Linked DNA regions of Homo sapiens: region 2 is linked to region 1. A link is a loop called in an ENCODE intact Hi-C map of the cell type or tissue named here. Cell type or tissue: natural killer cell. All regions are shown on one strand. Each heading gives the region's core, and the rest is flanking DNA. Links, peaks and the distances in the headings are about the cores only.

Evidence for each region. A loop is a pair of places that touch in the nucleus more often than their neighbours do. Peaks named below come from ENCODE experiments on the same cell type or tissue, not always from the same donor. Only the 100,000 strongest peaks of a DNase experiment are listed, where the experiment ranks them.
Region 2: a loop joins it to region 1, with 8 times the contacts of the local background. A loop is called at or near these places in 1 of 110 quality-filtered maps.

The regions. Positions count from the first base shown.
Region 1 is chr20:36,559,810-36,569,849 of GRCh38, forward strand. All of the region lies in intron 2 of DLGAP4-AS1 (DLGAP4 antisense RNA 1), which reads right to left. Among named protein-coding and RNA genes, the nearest start is that of DLGAP4-AS1, 8.4 kb to the right of the region's middle. RefSeq lists an enhancer at 2,801-3,366. In natural killer cell, for the core only: no CTCF peak of the experiment used is centred there; DNase peaks (open chromatin) are centred at 4,442, 4,701 and 5,192; H3K27ac peaks cover 1,944 bases.
Region 2 is chr20:36,622,839-36,632,878 of GRCh38, forward strand. It overlaps SLA2 (Src like adaptor 2), which reads right to left. Exons shown (of 8, transcript NM_032214.4): 5 at 9,757-9,860. Among named protein-coding and RNA genes, the nearest start is that of SLA2, 18 kb to the right of the region's middle. RefSeq lists an enhancer at 7,399-7,508. In natural killer cell, for the core only: no CTCF peak of the experiment used is centred there; DNase peaks (open chromatin) are centred at 5,403, 7,333 and 7,668; H3K27ac peaks cover 4,510 bases.

The DNA of each region.
Region 1 (10,040 bases), core at 732-8,731:
TCGCGCCACTGAACTCCAGCCTGGGCAACAGAGACTCTGTGTCAAAACTAAAAATAATTTTTTAAAAACAAGAAAACCTGGCCGGCCACAGTGGCTTACACCTGTAATCCCAGCACTTTGGGAGGCTGAGGCAGGCAGATCACCTGAGGTCAGGGGTTTGAGACCAGCCTGGCCAACATGGTGAAACCCTGTCTCTACTAAAAATACAAAAATTAGCTGGGTGTGGTGGCATGTGCCTGTAATCCCAGCTACTTGGGAGGCTGAGGCATGAGAATTGTTTGAACCCAGGAGGCAGAGGCTGCAGTGAGCCAAGACTGCACCACTACACTCCAGCCTGGGTGACAGAGCGAGACTCTGTCTCAAAAATAAAAATAATAAATAATAGGAAAAAAAAAAAAAAGAGCTGGGCGCAGTGGCTCATGCCTGTAATCCCAGCAATCTGGGAGGCTGAGGCGGATGAATCACAAGGTCAGGAGTTCGAGACCAGCCTGGCCAACATGGTGAAACCCCATGTCTACTAAAAATACAAAAAATTAGCCAGGCGTGGTGGCATGCACCTGTAATCCCAGCTACTCGGGAAGCTGAGGCAGGAGAATCACTTGAGCCTGGGAGGAGGAGGTTGCAGTGAGCCCAGATCCCGCCACTGCATTCCAGCTCTGACGACAGAGTAAGATTCCTTCTCAAAAAAAGAAAAGAAAAAAAAAAGAAAACCCATATAATGTGCCCACTCCATTGGCTTAATAAAATTAGTTTTGGCAAATATTCCTTTATGCCCCTCTTTAAGTCAAGCCCTTCTCCCATCCCTCAACCCAGGAAACCACTGATTTACTTTCTATAAATTTCTTTGGCTTTTCTAGAATTTTATATGAATGGGTCACACAATATTTATTATTTTGTGTCTGGCTTCTTTCGCTTAGCATAATATTTGTGAGACTGGCCTATGTTATTGTGTGCAACTATAGCTCTGATTGCCGAGAAATATTCCACTGTATAGACAGAATACAACCAATTTACCCTTTTACCAGTTGATAAACATTTGGGTTGCTTATAGTTTGGGGCCATTATGAATAAGGCTACTATGAATATTCATATACAAATATTTTGCATGGACATATGCTTTGTCCTCAACCAAAAAGGACAGATTTCTCTTTGGTGCTTCCTGCCATTCCATGGAAAACATAAATATTCTCTGTTAATTTGACTTACTACAGAAACTAGTCTTTCTCATATGAAATACACACACACGGCCGGGCGCAGTGGCTCACACCTGTAATCCCAACACTTCGGGAAGCCAAGGTGGGTGGATCACCTGAGGTCAGGAGTTCGAGACCAGCCTGGCCAACATGGTGAAACCCTGTCTCTACCAAAAATACAAAATTAGCTGGGTATGGTGGCACATGCCTGTAATCCCAGCATACTTGGGAGGCTGAGGCAGGAGAATTGCTTGAACCCGGGAGGCGGAGGTTGCAGTGAGCCGAGACTGCGCCACTGCACTCCAGCCTGGGCAACCCATGAGTGAAACTCGGTCTCGAAAAAAAAAAAAAAGGAAATACACACACACTTTTTTTTTTTTTCGAGACAAAGTCTCACTCTGCCATCCAGGCTGGAGTGCAGTGGCACAATCTCGGCTCACTGCAATTTCCACTTCCCGGGCTCAAGCGATTCTCCTGCCTCAGCCTCCAGAGTAGCTAGGATTACAGGTGCGCACCACCATGCCCAGCTACATACACACTGGTTTGTGAAACACATCAGACTGGCCAGGCGCAGTGGCTTATGCCTGTAGTCCCAGCACTTTGGGAGGCTAAAGTGGGTAGGTTGCTTGAGCTCAGGAGTTTGAGACAATCCTGGGCAACATGGTGAAACCCCATCACTACAAAAAATACAAAAATTAGCCAGGCATGGTACAATGCGCTTGTCGTCCCAGCTACCCAGGAAGCTGAGGCGGGAGACAGAAGTTGCAGTGAGCTGAGATTGAGCCACTGTGCTCCAGCCTAAGCAACAGAGTGAAACCCTGTCTCCAAAAATAAACTAATTTTTAAAAAGAAACACATCAGGTAATTATAGGAGGTCATCGAATGTGACCAGTGAAGGTGTTTTTTCTGTAACTTTCCCTACTGCTTGCCAAGCCATTGGCAGGGCAGGGCAGGAGCATTTTGTTGCTTCTCTCTCATGACAGCCTCAGGAAGAGACAGGGCTGCACCCACTTCCCAGATGGGAAGTTAAGCTCGGGGAAGCGGGGGATGACCCAAGGTATACCCACCTCAGGGCTCACCGAAGTCAAGATACATCCCAGGGCAGGGGCCTGAGGAACTGGCTCCACCACTGACTTGCTGTGAGCTCTGCCTGGGCCTCAGTTTGATAATTCCCTGAGAATCACAAATCTCTGATATTCTTCTGGAAAAGTCCTGACTTCAAATATGCTGCTCCTGACAGGTGTGATGGCTCCTGCCTGTAATCCTAGCTCCTCAGGAGGCTGAGGCACGAGAATCACTTGAGCTCAGGAGTTCAAGACCAGCCTGGACAACATAGGAAGACTCATCTCAAAAAATATATATATATTCTCCCACCAATCACCACAATGTCCAGGAAATGCCAACAGTAGTCCCAGCTACTCCTGCAGCTGAGGCAGGAGGATTGCTTGAGCCCAGGTGGCGGAGGTTGCAGTGAGCCTTGATCACGCCACTGCACTCCAGCCTGGGTGACAGAGTCAGACCCTGTCTTTAATAAATAAATAAAATATTTCACCCAACCACAGTAGAAAGTTGCAACAAGAAAGCCAGCATGAAATTAGCCGGGCATGATGGTACACACCTGTAATCCCAGTTACTCGGGAGGCTGAGGTGAGAATCTCTTGAACCTGGGAGATATAGGTTGCTGTGAGCTGAGATCACACCACTGCACTCCAGCCTGGGTGACACAGTGAGACCCTGTCTCAAAAAAAAAAGCCAGCATGGGAAGCCAGGTGGGAAATTTTCCTATCTAACTGCCTCCATATCCCTCTTACTAAATTACTCTGGGCTTAACCAAGGAAGACAGTTAGAGCCTGACACTTGGGGGCCAAAGAAACAAAGACAACGAAAGCAGCCATTAAATGGCTCTGCAGGAGGCAGAGGGAGAGAAGTGTTTTTGCTCCAGAGAGGAAAGGGGAGAGGGAAGGAGGGCTGGGAAACGGACTGAAGAGGAGACCAGAGCCAGGAGCTGGATAGTGACAGGAGGCTGGGTACTGGTGGGCCAAGTCAAACTCTGCAAAGCCAGGGCCCAGAGGATGCCCAAGGATGGAGAACATGGAAACTGACCTCTGTGTTTCTGTCAAGTGTGCCTTTCGTCTCACCCTCCAGCACTAAAGGGCTCAATTCACTTGTGTTACCAAGGTTTGGTGACTGCGGAGTTACCAAGGTTTGGTGACTGCAGAGTCTAAGGGGAGCCTGGCAGAGATGAAGGGGAAAGACTGAACTGTGGAAACTATCAACTTAGTCCATTTTGTGCTTCTATGACAGAATACCTGAGACTGGTAACTTATAATGAACAGAAGTTTATTTGGCTCACAGTTTTGGAGGGTGGGAAGTCCAAGATCAAGGAACTGCATCTGGTGAGGGCCTTCTTGCTGCCTCATCACATGGTGGAAGGCCTCACATGGTGAGAGAGTACACAGGACAGAAGGCAAGAGAGTGCTGAACTCACATTTTATCAGGAATCCACTCCTGTGGTAAGAGCATTAATCCATTCATGAGGGCAGAGCCTCTTAGAGGTCCCATCTCTCAACACTATTGCATTGGGGATTAAGTTTACAACGCATGAACTTTGCTCATGGGGCACATTCAAGCCATAGCAACTACACAGCACCAGGGTAGGCTGTAGGCAAGCAGGCCCCAGAGGCCAAGATGATGGAGAATGGGAACTACTAGGAATCTACAGGCATCTGGCAAAGGGCTGAGGACTTCCTCAGAGTATGGAATAAAATTTCAACTGGTCTTATCAAGATCCAGAGCAGGAAGACCAAGTTGACAAAGATCACTTAGATGAATCCAAAATGAATGAGGATATAGGAGGTGGAGAAATACCAGAGGACACACCTTCAGGGACAGGGCAGTTGGGATGGGCATAAGAGCACAGGCTCAAGAGTCAAGATTGTCTGGGTCTAAGATACTATTTCCTACTAAAGCAGGATATTTTATAATTTTAAAAAGGTCATTCCATCAGAAACAGGTAAAGTTTTAAACATATACGGAAACAGCAGAGCACCAAAATACAGGAAACAAAGGCTGACAGAAATGAAGGGAGGAAACAACTCAACAGTCATAGTTGGACTTCAATTCCCACTTTCAATAACAGATAGAACAAGTAGGCAGAAGATCAATAGGGAAACAGAAGACTTGAACACACGACAACACTACCAACCACCCAGACCTAACACCGATCTACAGAACACTGCACCCTACACCACCTAGACCTAACGCCCGTCCACAGAACACCGCACCCCACGACCACAGAATACAACACTACCCACCACCTAGACCTAACACCCATCTACAGAACACTGCACCCCACAACCACAGAATACAACACTACCCACCACCTAGACCTAACGCCCATCTAAAGAACACTGCACCCTACAACCACAGAATACAACACTACCCACCACCTAGACCTAACGCCCATCTAAACACTGCACCCTACAACCACAGAATACAACACTACCCACCACCTAGACCTAACACCCGTCTACAGAACACTGCACCCTATAACCACAGAATACAACACTACCCACCACCTAGACCTAACGCCCGTCTACAGAACACTGCACCCCACAACCACAGAATACAACACTACCCACCACCTAGACCTAACGCCCATCTAAAGAACACTGCACCCTACAACCACAGAATACAACACTACCCACCACCTAGACCTAACGCCCATCTAAAGAACACTGCACCCTACAACCACAGAATACAACACTACCCACCACCTAGACCTAACACCCGTCTACAGAACACTGCACCCCATAACCACAGAATACAACACTACCCACCACCTAGACCTAACGCCCGTCTACAGAACACTGCACCCCACAACCACAGAATACAACACTACCCACCACCTAGACCTAACACCCGTCTACAGAACACCACACCCTACAACCACAGAATACAACACTACCCACCACATAGACCTAACACCCATCTACAGAACACTGCACCCCACAACCACAGAACACTACCAACCACGTAGACCTAACACCCATCTACAGAACACGGCACCCTACAACCACAGAATACCATTCTTTCTTCTTTTTTCATTTTTTTGAGATGGGATCTTGCTCTGTCAACCAGGCTGGAGTGGAGAAGCGTGATCACAGCTCACCGCAGCCTCAACTTCCCAGGCTCAGGTGATCTCCCACTTCAGCCTCCCAAGTAGCTTGGAGTATAGGCATGCCCCACCCAAGCTAATTTTTTTATTTTTTGTAGAGATGGGGTCTCACTACGTTGTCCAGGTTGGTCTCCAACTCCTGGGCTAAAGGGATCCTCCCACCTGAGCCACCCAAAGTGCCGGGATTACAGGCATAAGCCACCATGCCAGGGCCACATTATTCTTAAGTGGACATGGTACATTCTCCAGGAAAGACCATATGCTAGGTCATAAAACAAACCTCAATTAATTTAAAAGGACTCAAATAATACAAAGTGTGTTCTCTGAGGACACTATAATGAAATTAGAAATTTGGGAAACATGGGAAACTCACAAATATGTGAAATATGTGGAAATTAAACAACATACTCTAAATAATGAATGATTCGAAGAAGAAATCCAAAGGGGAATTAGAAAATATTATGAAATGAATAAAAAGGCTTAAAACTTATGAAATGCAGCTAAAGCAGTGCTTGAAGGAAAATTCATAGCTATCAATGCCTTTTTATTCCTTTGAGACAGTGTCTCGCTTTATTGCCCACACTGGAGTGCAGTCATGCAATCAGGGTTCACTGCAGCCTCACACCCCTGGGCTCAAACAATCCTCCCACCTCAGCCTTTGGAATGGCTGAAACTACAGGCAAAAGCCACCAACACCTGGCTTAATTTTTTATTTTTCGTAGGGATGGGGTCTTGTTACATTGCCCAGGCTGGTCTCAAACCCCTGAGCTCAAGCGACCCGCGTCTCAGCCTCCCAAAGTGCTGGTATGAGCCACCATGCCTGGCCATATGTGCCTATTTTTTTTATTATTTTTTATTTATTAATTTTTTTTTGAGACAAAGTCTTGCTCTGTCACCCAGGCTGGAGTGCAATGGCGCAGGCTGGGCTCACTGCAACCTCTGCCTCTCAGGTTTCAGCGATTCTCCTGCCTCAGCCTCCTGAGTAGCTGGGATTACAGGCATGTGCTACCATGCCCAGCTAATTTTCTATTTTTAGAGGCGAGGTTTCACTATGTTGGCCAGGCTGGTCTTGAACTCCTGACCTCAGGTGATCCGCCCAACCTCGGCCTCCCAAAATGCTGGGATTACAGGCATGAGCCACCACACCTGGCCCATATGTGCCTATTTAAAAAAAAAATGAAGATTGTAGGCCGGGCACGGTGGCTCACGCCTGTAATCCCAGCACTTTGGGAGGCTGAGGCAGGCGGATCACGAGGTCAGGAGATTGAGACCATCCTGGCTAACACGGTGAAACCCCGTCTCTACTAAAAATACAAAAAATTAGCCAGGTGTGGTGGCGGGTGCCTGTAGTCCCAGCTACTCGGGAGGCTGAGGCAGGAGAATGGCGTGAACCATGGCGGCGGAACTTGCAGTGAGCCTAGATTGCGCCACTGCACTCCAGCCTGGGGGACAGAGCTAGACTCTGTCTCAAAAGAAAAGAAAAAAGTAAATAAATAAATATAGATTGTAAATCAATAATCTAACCTTCCACTTTAAGATACCAGAAAAATTAGAAAAGAAGAGCAAAAGCAGGAGTAAGCAAAAGGAAAGAAACAATAAATGCTGGGGCAGAAATGAATGAAATAGAGAACAGAAAAACAATAGAGAAAATTGATAAAACCAAAAGTTGGTTCTTTGAAAAAAGTCAAAGCAACTGACAAACCCTCAGCTAGACTGACCAAGAAAAAAAGAAAAAAGACTTGAAATTACTAGAGTCAGAAATGGAGACGATAATATTACCATTAACCTTTCAGGAATAAAATCCTACCTCCTCCAATGACCAGTTTTATAACCTCAGGTGTTACTTAGCCCCTCTGTGCCTCCCTTATCTCTATTCTTTAATCCCAACACTTTGGGAGGCCGAGGCAGGTGGATCACTTGAGCTCAGGAGTTCAAGACCAGCTTGGGCAACACAGCGAAACCATGTCTCTACTAAAAATGCAAAAATTAGCTAGGTGTGGTGGCGGGCGCCTGTAATCTCAGCTACTTGGGAGGCTGAGACATGAGAATCACGGGAACCTGAGAGGCGGATGTTGCAGTGAGCAGAGATTGCACCACAGCGAGACTCTGTCTCAGAAAAAGAAAAAAGAAAAAAAAGCAGTGGACTCCTAGATCCTATGAAGGCTGCAACCTAGACCCGACAAGAGATCAGAAATTTATTATCCAAAGAATACAGAAGGTCCTGGACAGATGAACACCAGGCACAGGAGAGGAGAAGACAGCAACAACAGAAGGGTTACACAGAAATTCATGTACTCAGTGTTGAGGATATCCAGACCCTTAGTCTTCCTCCACTCAGCTTGGGAACACTGTCAGCAAGGCACAGAGCCCACTCAGGCCTTCATGCCGCACTAGCTCCCAGGGCCCCAGACCTTCTAGTACAATGGAAAAATGAGACTGTCAAGGCATAGCTCTCATCAAAGAAATTCCAGGCCAGGCACAGTGGCTCACACCTGTAATCCCAACATTTTGGGAGGCCAAGGCAGGCGGATCACCTGAGGTCAGGAATTTGAAACCAGGCTGGGCAACATGGTGGAACGCCATCTCTACTAAAAATACAGAAATTGGCCGGGTGCAGTGGCTCACGCCTGTAATCCCAACACTTCGGGAGGCCGAGGTGGGCAGATCACTTGAGGTCAGGAGTTCGAGACCAGCCTGGCTAACATGGTGAAACCCCATCTCTACTAAAAATACGAAAAATTAGCTGGGCGTGGTAGCCTGCGCCTATAATCCCAGCTACTCGGGAGGCTGAGGCAGGAGAATCGCCTAAACCGGGAGGCAGAGGTTGTGGTGAGTCAAGATCATGCCTCTATACTCCAGCCTGGGCGACAGAGCAAGACTCCGTCTCAAAAAAAAAAAAAAAAAGAAAAAAAAAAGCCTACTGAAGCCTGATAGCTTCCAACTTTTCTTCAGCAGCTTCCTCAGCTCTCTCAGCCTTCAGAGAATTGAAGACAGTTAGGGCTTATGCTCTGGATTAGGCTTTGGTTTAAGGGAACGTTGTCGCTGGTCTGATCATCTATCTAGACCACTCAAATTTTCTCCATATCAGCAATAAGGCTGTTCCCTTTCTTATTACTGTGTTCACTGAAATAGCACCTTTTTCTTTATTTATTTTTGTATTTTTTTTTTCTTTTTAGTACAGATGGGCTTTCACCATGTTGGCCAGGGTGGTCTCGAACTCCTGACCTCAAGTGATCCCACCTGCCTTGGCCTCCCAAAGTGCTCAGGTTACAGGCATGAGCCACTGCGCCTGGCCAATTTTTGAGACAGGGTCTCACTCTTTCACGCAGGCTGGAGTACAGTGGCACAATTATACCTCACCACAGCCTCAACCTCCTGGGCTCAAGCCTTCCTCCACCTCAGCCTCCCAAGTAGCTGGGACTACAGGCATTCGCCACCATGCCCAGCTGATTATTTTTTGTTGAGAGGGGGTCTTGCTATGTTGCTCAGGCTGGCCTCAAACTCCTGGGTTCAAGAGACCTTCCCCTGCCTCGGCCTCCCGAAGTGTTGGGATTACAGGCATGAGCCACCAGACCTAGCCAGATAGTTTTTGTTTGTTTGTTTTGAGACAGAGTCTTGCTCTGTCGCCCAGGCTGGAGTGCAGTGGCGTGATCTCAGTTCACTGCAACCTCTGCCTCCCAGATTCAAGCAATTCTCCCGCCTCAGCCTCCCCAGTAGCTGGGATTACAGGTGTGAGCCACCGCGCCCAGCCAATTGTTCTTGAGTGAAATTAAAAGTGCTACTCCAGAGGCGGGGCATGGTGGCTCACAACTTTAATCCCAACACTTGGGACGGCTGAGGCAGGAGGATCACTTGAGCCCAGGAGTTGGAGGCCAGCCTGGACAACATAGCGTGACCTCGTCTCTACTAAAAACTAAAAAAACAAAAAAAAGGCCTATCTTGGCTTTCAACATGCCTTTCTCACTGAGCTTAATTATTTCTAGCTCTTGATGTGAAGTGAGAGATTTGCAACTCTTCCTTACACTTGAACACTTAGAGGCCACTGTACGATTACTAATTGCAAACAGCTGGTTGGTGGAGCGGTCAGAACACATACAATATTGATGGAGTAAGTTTACCGTCTTACACAAGCATCATTCATGATGCCCCAAAACAATTACAATAGTAACATCAAAGATTATTGATCGCAGATCACCATACTAGATATAATAATAACAAACTTTGAAATATTTCAAGAATTACCAAAATGTGGCACAGAGACACATACTGAGCATCCTTTTGGAAAAATAATGCTGGTAGACTTTGCTCGACACAGGGTTGCCAAAAGCCCTCAATTTGAAAAAAACGCAGTACCTGCAAAGCGCAAAAAAGCAAGGCACAATGAAACAAGGGGTGTGCCTGTTTTCTTTGACTCTCACCGAAGCCTTGTGTTTCCACAACATGAGAAAAGGGAGGTTCAGAAGGTGTGGATGATTTTCCTAAATCACCTGGCTAGTAACCAAGTCCCAGGGCCACAGCCTTCCCACCGCAAGGCACTGTCGCCCAAAGCCTTCAGGAGTAAGCTTGGCTGTAGGTTTTCCAGCCATAGGCACACAGCCAGACACAGGTGGGCACTCAGAAATTAGTTACGTGAGTAAATACCCAACAACTAGGAGAAAGCTAGGCAAATT
Region 2 (10,040 bases), core at 1,598-9,597, 64 kb after region 1:
ATCACATCTGCAAACTCTTTTTGCAATGTAAGGTAACATATTCACAGGTGCTGCAGATCAGGACCTGAACATTGTTGGGGGGGATGATGATTCTGCCTACCACAGAAGAGTACCTGATACAAAGCATCTGTGAAAAATCTACAGCTAAGGCTAGGTGCGGTGGCTCATGCCTGTAATCCCAACACTTTGGGAGGCCGAGGCTTGCTGATCACCTGAGGCCAGGAGTTCAAGACCAGCCTGGCCAACATGGTGAAACCCCCATCTCTACAAAAATAGAAAAATTAGCTGGGCATGATGGCGTGTGCCTGTAATCTCAGGTACTCCAGAGGCTGAGGCAAGGTATTGTTTGAACCAGGAGGCAGACGTTGCAGTGAGCCGAGATCAGGCCACTGCACTCCAGCCTGGGTGACAGAGTGACATTACATCTCAAAAAAAAAAAAAAAAAAAAAAAATCGACAGCATGCTTAATAGGAAAGATTGATTATTTTCCATCTAAGATTGGGAACAAAGCAATAATGTTCTTACCGCTTCTACTCAGTGTTGTACTAAAGGTCCTAACAAGTGCAATAACACAAGAAAAATAAATTTAAAGTATATGGATTGGAAAATAATACAGCTGCCTTTACTTACAGGTAATACAATCATATGTAGATAATCATAAGGAATCTGCCAAAAAGCTACTAGAACTAAAAGTAAATTTAGTAAGGTGACCCAGAGTCAATATGCTTTGAGAAGTGTATTGACCCCAGTAGGGTCTCTGCTTCGTTTTCTTTGTTTTCTTTGCCTGACTGGGAGCCCTTTGACCTTTGTACCTTTATTTTTTTTTTCTTTTTCTTTTTTAGAGACAGTTTCACTGTGTTGCTCAGGCAGGCCTCAAACTCCTGGGCTTGAGTGATCCTGTTGCCTCAGCCTCCCAAGTAGCTGGGGCTATAGGTGTGCACCACCACGCCTGGCCTGTATTCTGTACCTTTGAGAAGAGTCTCTTCTTGAGCTGTGCTGTAACCCTAAAAAATTCTGTGGCTGGGAATGCGCTAAATATTTGAAAATAGGCCCAGAAGGCCAACCAACCCAGCTGAACTAGTGACCAAGACCTTATAACTTTTGCATGGTTCTTGAACCACCCACCCCAGCCACTGTCACGACAGTTATTAGAATCAGAAAGGGTAGCTACACTTGGGATCTGGTTGGTGGTCTCAGGGATAAAGAGGTCAGGAGTCATCCATTCCTGATTGCTTCCTGTCTCAGCCTCACATCCAGCCCAACAGAAAGCCCTGTTGGGTGTGGTCAGAACACAGCTAAGATCCAACCACTTCTCACCTGGAGAGAGCCTACTACGGCTTCCTGCGCGGCATCCTCTCTTCTCAGCAGGAAGGAGGGGTCAGGTCGTCTCATGCCCCTACTCAGAATCCTCCCTGTCACACTTAAAATCAATCCCAAGTCCTCTCCCTGGAAAGGCTCTGTGTGACCTGACTCTAAACTCGCCACTCCCCTCATCCTGTCTTCCCTGACCGCCTGCTGAGGACGCGCCTCCCTGAGGCCTGTACTCACACTCACACCCTGGCACTCTGTGTCCTCTGAACGCTGCTTTGTTTCCTCTTGGCACTTATCACTCTCACACTCTTTTCTTATTTGTTTACTGTCCACCTTGCCAACTAGATTGTGGGCAGGAATCTTGCTTTTCATACTGCAGAATCTCGTGTTTTGAACAGTGCTTGGCACAAAGTCAGCACACAGTATCTATTTGTTGAATGAATGACTGAGTCTCTGTGATAAACACTCGGACGGAGCCACGATTACAAGCAGTTTTAAGGAGAGCTCATCACCATTTGCACTCCTACTGTCTGTGAGCACAGATGGTGTTGGGAATGATTCTTGAAGGCCTATCATTGCATGATTTGCAGCAAACACATATTGAGCATTTACTAAGACCTACCCTTCCCTGAGGACAGAGGGCCCACCCAGAGCCAGCCCTTAGCTGAAGACGGAGTGCTGTGGGGCACACAGGTCCAGTTGACTGACAGGGGAGCAGGTCACTAGGGGTGATGAGGAGGTGACTTTGGTTCTGTCCTTGGAACTGATGCTACAAACAGCCTGAATCTTCCTGTTTGGGGGGCAGTCTCTCCCAGCTCTTCATCCTCTCTCCCCCTCTCAACATGCATAGGTGTACTCACCTGCTCATTCATTTATTCAGTAAACATCTGCTGAGCACCCACCACATGCTGGACACTCTGCTCTGGGCCCAGACACAGGTATGAAATCATCACACTCGGGGAAATAAGTGCTGTCTTGTCAGCACATCCACAGCTGGGATTTTCCTTAATGGTCCTCATTTCAAGTATTTAGTTCCTGTATTATTCTCATCAGACCACGTACCCTGATTTTTTTTTTTTTTTTTTTTTTTGAGATGGAGTTTTGCTCTTGTTGCCCAGCCTGGAACACAATTGCATGATCTCAGCTCACTGCAACCTCCACCTCCTGGTTTCAAGCAATTCTCCTGCCTCAGCCTCCTGAATAGCTGCCATTATAGGTACCTGCCACCATGCCTGTCTAATTTTTTTGTATTTTTAATAGAGATGGGGTTTCACCATGTTAGCCAGGCTGGTCTCGAACTCTGTCCTCAGGTGATTCCCCCGCCTCGGCCTCTCAAAGTGCTGGGATTACAGGCATGAGCCACTGTGCCCGGCCATGATTTTGTTTTAGGAAATAAATTTAGCCAGCTGTGGTGGCTCATGCCTGTAATCCCAGCACTTGGGAAGTCTAAGGCGGGAGGATGGCTTGAGCCCAGGAGTTCGAGACCAGCCTGGGCAATAGAGTGAGATCCTGTCTCTACAAAAATTTAAAAGTTAGGCATGGTGGTGCACGCCTGTAGTTCCAGCTACTCAAGAAGCTGAGGTGGGAGGATCACTTGAGCCCACAAGTTCAAGACTGCAGTGAACCATGATTGTGCCACTGCACTCCAGCCTGGGCAATAGAGTGAGATCCTGTCAAAAAAAAAAAAAAAAAAAGCTGGGTGTGGTGGCTCATGCCTATAAACCCAGCACTTTGGAAGGCCAAGGTGGGCAGATCACCTGAGGTCAGAAGTTCAAGACTAGCCTGGGCAACATGGCCAAACCCTGTTTCTACTCAAAATACAAAAATTACCTGGGCCAGACATGGTGGGTCACGCCTGTAATCTGAGCACTTTGGGAGGCCAAGGTGGGTGGATCACTTGAGGTCAGGAGTTCAAGACCAGCCAGGGCAACATGGCAAAACCCTGACTTTAAAAAAAAATACAGCTGGGCGCAGTGGCTCATGCCTGTAATCCCAGTACTTTACGATGCCAAGGTGGGTAGATCACAAGGTCAAGAGATCAAGACCATCCTGGCCAACATGGTGAAACCCTGTCTCTACTAAAAATACAAAAATTAGCTGGGCGTGGTGGCACGCACCTGTAATCCTAGCTACTCGGGAGGCTGAGGCAGGAGAATTGCTTGAACCCAGGAGGCATAGGTTGCAATGAGCCGAGATTGTGCCACTGCACTCCAGCCCAATGACAGAACGAGACTCCGTCTAAAAAAAAAAAAACACACACAAAAATTCGCAGGGCGTGGAAGCATTCACCTGTAGTCCCAGCTACTCAGGAGGCTGAGGTGGGAGAATCGCTTGGGCCTGGGAGGTGGAGGTTGCAGTGAGCCGAGATAGTGCCACCGCACTCCAGCTTGGGTGACCCTGTCTTAAAAAAAAAAAAGTCTGGGCGCGGTGGCTCATGCCTGTAATCCCAGCACTTTGGGAGGCCCAGACGGGCAGATCACAAGGTCAGGAGATCGAGACCATCCTGGCTAACATGGTGAAACCCCATCTCTACTAATACAAAAAATTAGCCGGGTGTGGTGGCAGCCGCCTGTGGTCCCAGCTACTCGGGAGGCTGAGGCAGGAGAATGGCGTGAAACCGGGAGGCAGAGCTTGCAGTGAGCCGAGATCCCGCCAACTGCATTCCAGCCTGGGCGACAGCAAGACTCCATCTCAAAAAAAAAAAAAAAAAGAGGAAAAGAAAAGAGATAAACCTATTATAGCTACAGAAGAGGTATTTTCAAGATGCTATGGGAGTTGAGAACAAAAATTGACATAGTATGGGAAGGCGATAGCCTGGGTAGGTGATAGTCTGGGAAGGCGATAGTCTGGGTAGGTGGTAGTCTGGGAAAGTCCCACTGGAAAGAATGGCGAAGGATGAGTGTGAGCTTGCCGTGAGGAGAAGCGGAGGGCAGGCTTTCCAGATGGAGGGAGGGGTATGTGTAAGGATGCAGCGGTAGAAAGAACAAGGTGTTTACAGAGTGGCTGGTGGGCAGAGGGTCCAGAGGGAACAGTGGAAGCTGTGGCTGGACGCGGAGCCTAGAGGAGGACCCACCAGAAAGAAAGGCCAAGTATAAGGTCCTAATTTCAGAAAGCTCCAGCAGGCTTAGGCAACATCACCTCCGGGACCTCTGGGGTCAGGTATTCCAGTGATGATGCTGGGAGTGAGGGATGAGGGATCAGATAAGGAGCTGCATGTGAGAAGTGGGCCTAGCAGGACCCTCCTGAACCTTCTCTGCTGAGGCCTCTAAGAAGCTTTAGGGATTGAATGTTGCACCCTCCACTGTCTGCACCCTGAGGACAAAAGCCATGACTTAGCAGGCCTGACTCGGAGGAGATGCTCAGTAAGTGTTTCCCAACTGACAGTGGACAGAGGTGAGCCCTGCAGGGGCAGGAACCACGTCTTGCTCATCAATCTCCCTTATAGTGCCTGACACAGAACAGATATACAGCAGGACAGCGCAGAGGGGCTGCTGCTGGGGCCTGTCCCTAACCCTGTGCTGACCTCTGCACAATCCTGTGACCTCCACAAAGCTTCTAGGCCCCCTTCACGGAGCAAGATTTGGGGCCTGACTAGAGCCTGGCCATGGCTGTCCCGAGGCCTATCATATAGCCAGGTATGCCAGAAGGACTTGGGAAGATGGGGTCTTCCTGCTCCGGACTCTGATTAGTGTTCCTGGTAGCTCAGGGCCCCAGGCCTTCCTCCTTGGTCCACATGCAGGCTTGAAGCTCGTGTGGAATCAGTGCCTTTGGGCCAATGAAAAGCTGATCCTGGCATCACTCACTCACTTGGTCAATGGCTAATTCCCATTATATACGACAAGAGCATAATGTAAAGTACATTGTCTCTTATTACTTCATTCTGGGTTCCCTAGATTGGAACTCTGTTTTCAAACTCAAGAGAACAATAGAACCATCCAGAGAGCCTGTCCAAGAAGCAGATTTCTGACCTCTGCCCCCAAAAGTCTGATTCAGTTAGGTCTGCGGTAGGGCCTACAAGTCTACAGTGTCAACAAGTTCCCCTGATGAGTCCTGTACACTCAAGTCTGAGAACCACTGTTCTATGACGTCACTTGGGCCCCTAGAGTCACTGTGGTGTCAAACCACAGTATAAAAGTTTACACTGTGACGCAGGACACACCTTATACAAAATCTGAAACAAAAGTTTTATGACGCAATGTTTACCCCAACCATGGTCATGTTCTCTGCTCAATTTCACTACAAACACGCACTGGTCCAGACGCACTAAATTAGTGGGTTCCGACCCTGGCTACCCATCAGAATCACCTGGGCAGCTTTTACAGTGTGCAGGCCACATCCCTGACCAGTGAGATCAGAAACCCTGGAGGTGGGGTACAGGCATCAGTGTTGATTTATTGAATTTATTTATTTATTTGAGACAGGGTCTTGGTCTGTCACCCAGGCTGGAGTCCAGTGGTGTGATCATAGCTCACTGCAGCATCGACTTCTTGGGCTTAAGTGATCCTCCTGCCTCAGCCTCCCAAGTAGCTTAGACAACACGCACATGCCACCACACCTAGCTAACTTAAAAAAAAATTTTTTTTTTTTAAGAGATGGGGGTCTCCCTTTGTTGCCCAGACTGGTTTTGAACTCCTGGACTCAAGTGATCCTCCTGCCTTGGCCTCACAATGTGCTGGGATTACAGGTGTGAGACACTGCACCTGGCCCCTAAACTGATTTCTTGACCCACAAATCAACCATGACCCGCAGGAAAATTTTACCTTTCCTGGAAAATTGGCAAATTTCTTCTTTCTTTTCTCCTCCCCCAACTAACATTTTTCATCTTCCTCTTTGATAACAATAGCTGCATCCTGATCCATCTCCTTTTGGAATTGACTATGGGGACCTGGAGACCTTAGTCCCGGTAATTATGAGGATTTTTTTTTTTTTTTTGAGACATAGTCTCGCTTTGTCACCCAGGCTGGAGTGCAGTGGTGCGATCTCGTCTCACTGCAACCTCCACCTCCAGGTTCAAGCAATTCTCTAGCCTTAGCCTCCTGAGTAGCTGGGATTACAGGCACCTGCCACCATGCCCGGCTAATTTTTTTGTATTTTTAGTACAGATGGGGTTTCGCCATGTTGGCCAAGCTGGTCTCAAACTCCTGACCTCAGGTGAGGCCTTATGTGGATCTTATGAGTCTTTAAAGATCTTCATGGATCCCGCTGGGCGCGGTGGCTCATGCCTGTATCCTAGCACTTTGGGAGGCCAAGGTGGGCGGATTATCTGAGGGTCAGGAGTTTGAGACCAGCCTGGCCAACATGGCAAAACCCCGTTTCTACTAAAAATACAAAAAAAAAAAAATAGTCCGGTGCAGTGCCTTACTCCTGTAATCCCAGCACTTTGGGAGGCCGAGGTGGGTGGATCATCTGAGGTCAGGAGTTTGAGATCAGCCTGGCCAACATGATGAAACCCTGTCTCTACTAAAAACACAAAAATTAGTTGGGCATGGTGGCATGTGCCTGTCATCCCAGCTACTCAGGAGGTTGAAGCAGGAGACTCGCTTGAACCCAGGACGTGGAGGTTGCAGTGAACCGAGATCGCACCACTGCACTCCAGCATAGGCAACAGAGTGAGACTCTGTCTCAAAAAAGTATAATAATTATCCCGGTGTGGTAGCACTCGCCTGTAATCCCAGCTACCAGGGAGGCTGAGGCATGACAATCACTTGAACCCAGGAGGCAGAGGCTGCACTGAGCCAAAATGTGCCACTTCACGCCAGCCTGGGCGACACAGTGAGACTCTGTCTCAAAAAAAAAAAAAAAGTCTCCATACGGCTTTCTCTTCTCACTCACAGAGTTTTCTCTTTGCATCTGTGTCTTTTTAGGTAAGGGGCAGAGTGGCCATAAGGGCCAGCCACTATATTCTTGGGGCTGACCCAGGCCAGAGAATGGGCCAGGGGAGGGGAGCTGAGCACTGAGCACTTCCTGTGGCTTCTGAAGCTCCAGGGGACAGTCTGCAGTGGGGCCCTGCTCCACTCCGCAACGCTGCTGTGGTTTCCTGTTTGCAGCTGCTGTGCTGGGCTGGCCTCCCCAGCCCCTCTACCAGCCTATGGATGTATGTGAGGTGGGGGTGCTGATGCTGCCTAGAAAATAGCAGGAGGGGCCTCAGAGAGGTCAACCCAAGAACGCCCAAGGGCAGGAGAGGAGAGACAAAGAAGCTGGAAAGGGTCCTGGGAGGGAGACTGAGGCAGAGAACGAAGGGTCCCGACAGCCTATCACAGTTGGTTCATATCAAGGCGGGCGCCAGGAGGTCTGTCCATTCCTGATACCTCCTTCCCTGGTCTGTTGCTATGCTTGCAGTGCCAACATTACTGCCCCACGTGGGCCTTTCTTGGGGGCCTGGAGTGAGAGGAGGTGTGGCTGGGTTTGAATCCTGGCTCTGCACTTACTAGCTGTGTTTCCCCAGGCAAATTATTTCTCTTCCCTAAGCCTCAGTTTTTCCATCTGTAAAATGAAGACAATGGAAGTACAATCCCCATACATTGTTTTAAGTCACTTAAAGGGCTTAACATAAACGTGGGGGCTGCTGCTCCTTCAACATCCCTCTTTGCCTCTGCCTTAAAGGACTCAGGGGCAGCAGCTCAGAGGGAGGCAGGGTCATCAAAGAGACAATCAACTTTGTGTTTTGATTGCAAAAGACCCTGCACCTGGGGTGGGAGAAGCCCCACATGAATGTGCATGTGGCCCGTTCCTACTCCTCTTTGGTCCAGTTTTTCAGTCTGTACAGTGGAGCGAGGAGGATCCATGAGATGACTTCCAGTGGGTTTCTAGCTCTGACTGGCTACTGACCCAAGAGATCCTGTCACCATTTTAATGTTTTGCCAAGAGATCAGAATCATGTTGTGTCTTGGGGAAGGAGGAATCACCTCCTAGTCAACGCAGAGAAATTCTGTGACTATACTCTATTAAAAATCCTAGTTGCCAATGTGTTGGCTGAGCCTAGATCCCTACTGTGGGCCATTCACATTCACTTTTATTTTTTGAAATGGAGTCTGGCTCTGTTGCCCAGGCTGGAGTGCAGTGGTGCAATCATGGCTCACTGCACCCTGGAACTCCTGGACTTAAGTGATCCTCCCACTTCAGCCTCCGAAGTAGCTCGGACTACAGGGATGCACCACCATGCCTCACTACATTTTAAATTTTTTTGTAGAGAAGTGGTCTCATTATGTTGGCTAGGCTGGTCTCAAATTTCTGGGCACAAGTGATTCTCCCACCTCAGCCTCCCAAAGTGCTGGGATTACAGGTGTGAGCCACAGTGCCCGGCCTGTATTATTTTTAGAAATGCAGATTTTTGCTCTATTGCTGATAGGCTCTCATGGCAGCAACATGGCAGATGACAGCCAGACTGCTAGACACCAAGGCTAGGAACTCCAGCCCTTCACATTTGGCCTTCTGCCCCACCCTCAAGTCATATCACACTTGGCTCTTGGCATTGGAGGGGCAAGCCCTGGCATCACTGTGGATCTCAAATAGAGGTATGTTTCCCAAACTCTGTGCCATGGAACACTGGCTTCCAGTGACCCAGGAGCTCCCTGAGAGCAGGGACCATGGCCACCTCACTCAGCAGAGATGCCTAAGGCCTGACACATACAGTAGGTCCTGTCCTTCCCTGAAGCCTCCCCACATCATAGGTGCTGGAGAAGCATTTGCTGAATGAATGAACATGGAGTGACTCTGACTGGTGCTGCATGATGAAACACTCCTGTGTCAGAAACACTTGGGAAATGCCCAGTTAGGCAAACGCGACGCCTTAAGAAGTCTTGTGTTAACACGGATTGTGAACCTCTCAGAGAAGGATACGATTTTCGGGGTCCCCTAAACTGACCCCCCATCTCCTCTACTTCTAAGCAGGTGGCCCACAGAACACACTCAGAGAGTCCCTGTAATGCATCCTCTCGTTTCCCCCAAAACACACGCCCAGCACTGTGTCTCTGCTGAGTAGCAACCCCACTGCCTTGGGAGAAAACCAAAGCTTCTCAGCTCGGCATCCAAGGCCTCTGTGCTGGAGCTTGCTCACTTCTAACCTCCTATTGTCCCGAGGTGCAGCCCACTGGCCCACCCCAGCACCACTGTGTCTTGTTGCCTGGGATCCTGTGGGAACATCCCTCAGGATCCCAGGTCCACTCCTCCAGGTCCACTCATGGTCTATTCCTCCATGAAGCCTCCCTTGATTGCTCCAAAGTTAGCTGCCTCTCCTCTGCTTTCATGGCCTGTCTCCATCTCCCCCAGCCTGGGCTCCACATGGTTCATATGGGCAGGACACGGAGCTGGGGCTCAGGAAATCTTGGTTGACTGAGAAGTCAGGCAAAGCCTATTTTCTGGGCCGCACCTGCAGCCATATATCTGTGGGCTCCTTTCTGAGACCTCCACGTAGGGAGGGCCTGGGCTGGCACCGAGCTTACTCACCTCTCCTGGTCTGGCTCTCCCGGATGAGGAAGGCCCCTCCAGGGTTCCCAGGTAACAACAGCAGTTCCTCTGCTTTCTCCCTGCTCAGGCCCTCATACAGCCACCTGGCGGAGCGAAAGAGAGGGACAAGGGACAGGGTCAGCCTGGAGGAAGAGGGAAGCCAAGATTTTACCACCACCGCTGAGTGACCCTCACAAGGCCCTCCCTCTCTGGGCCTCAGAGTTCTATCTGCTCCACGAAGAGCTGGGCTCAGGGTCTCCGAGGTCCATGCCATTTTTGTCCTC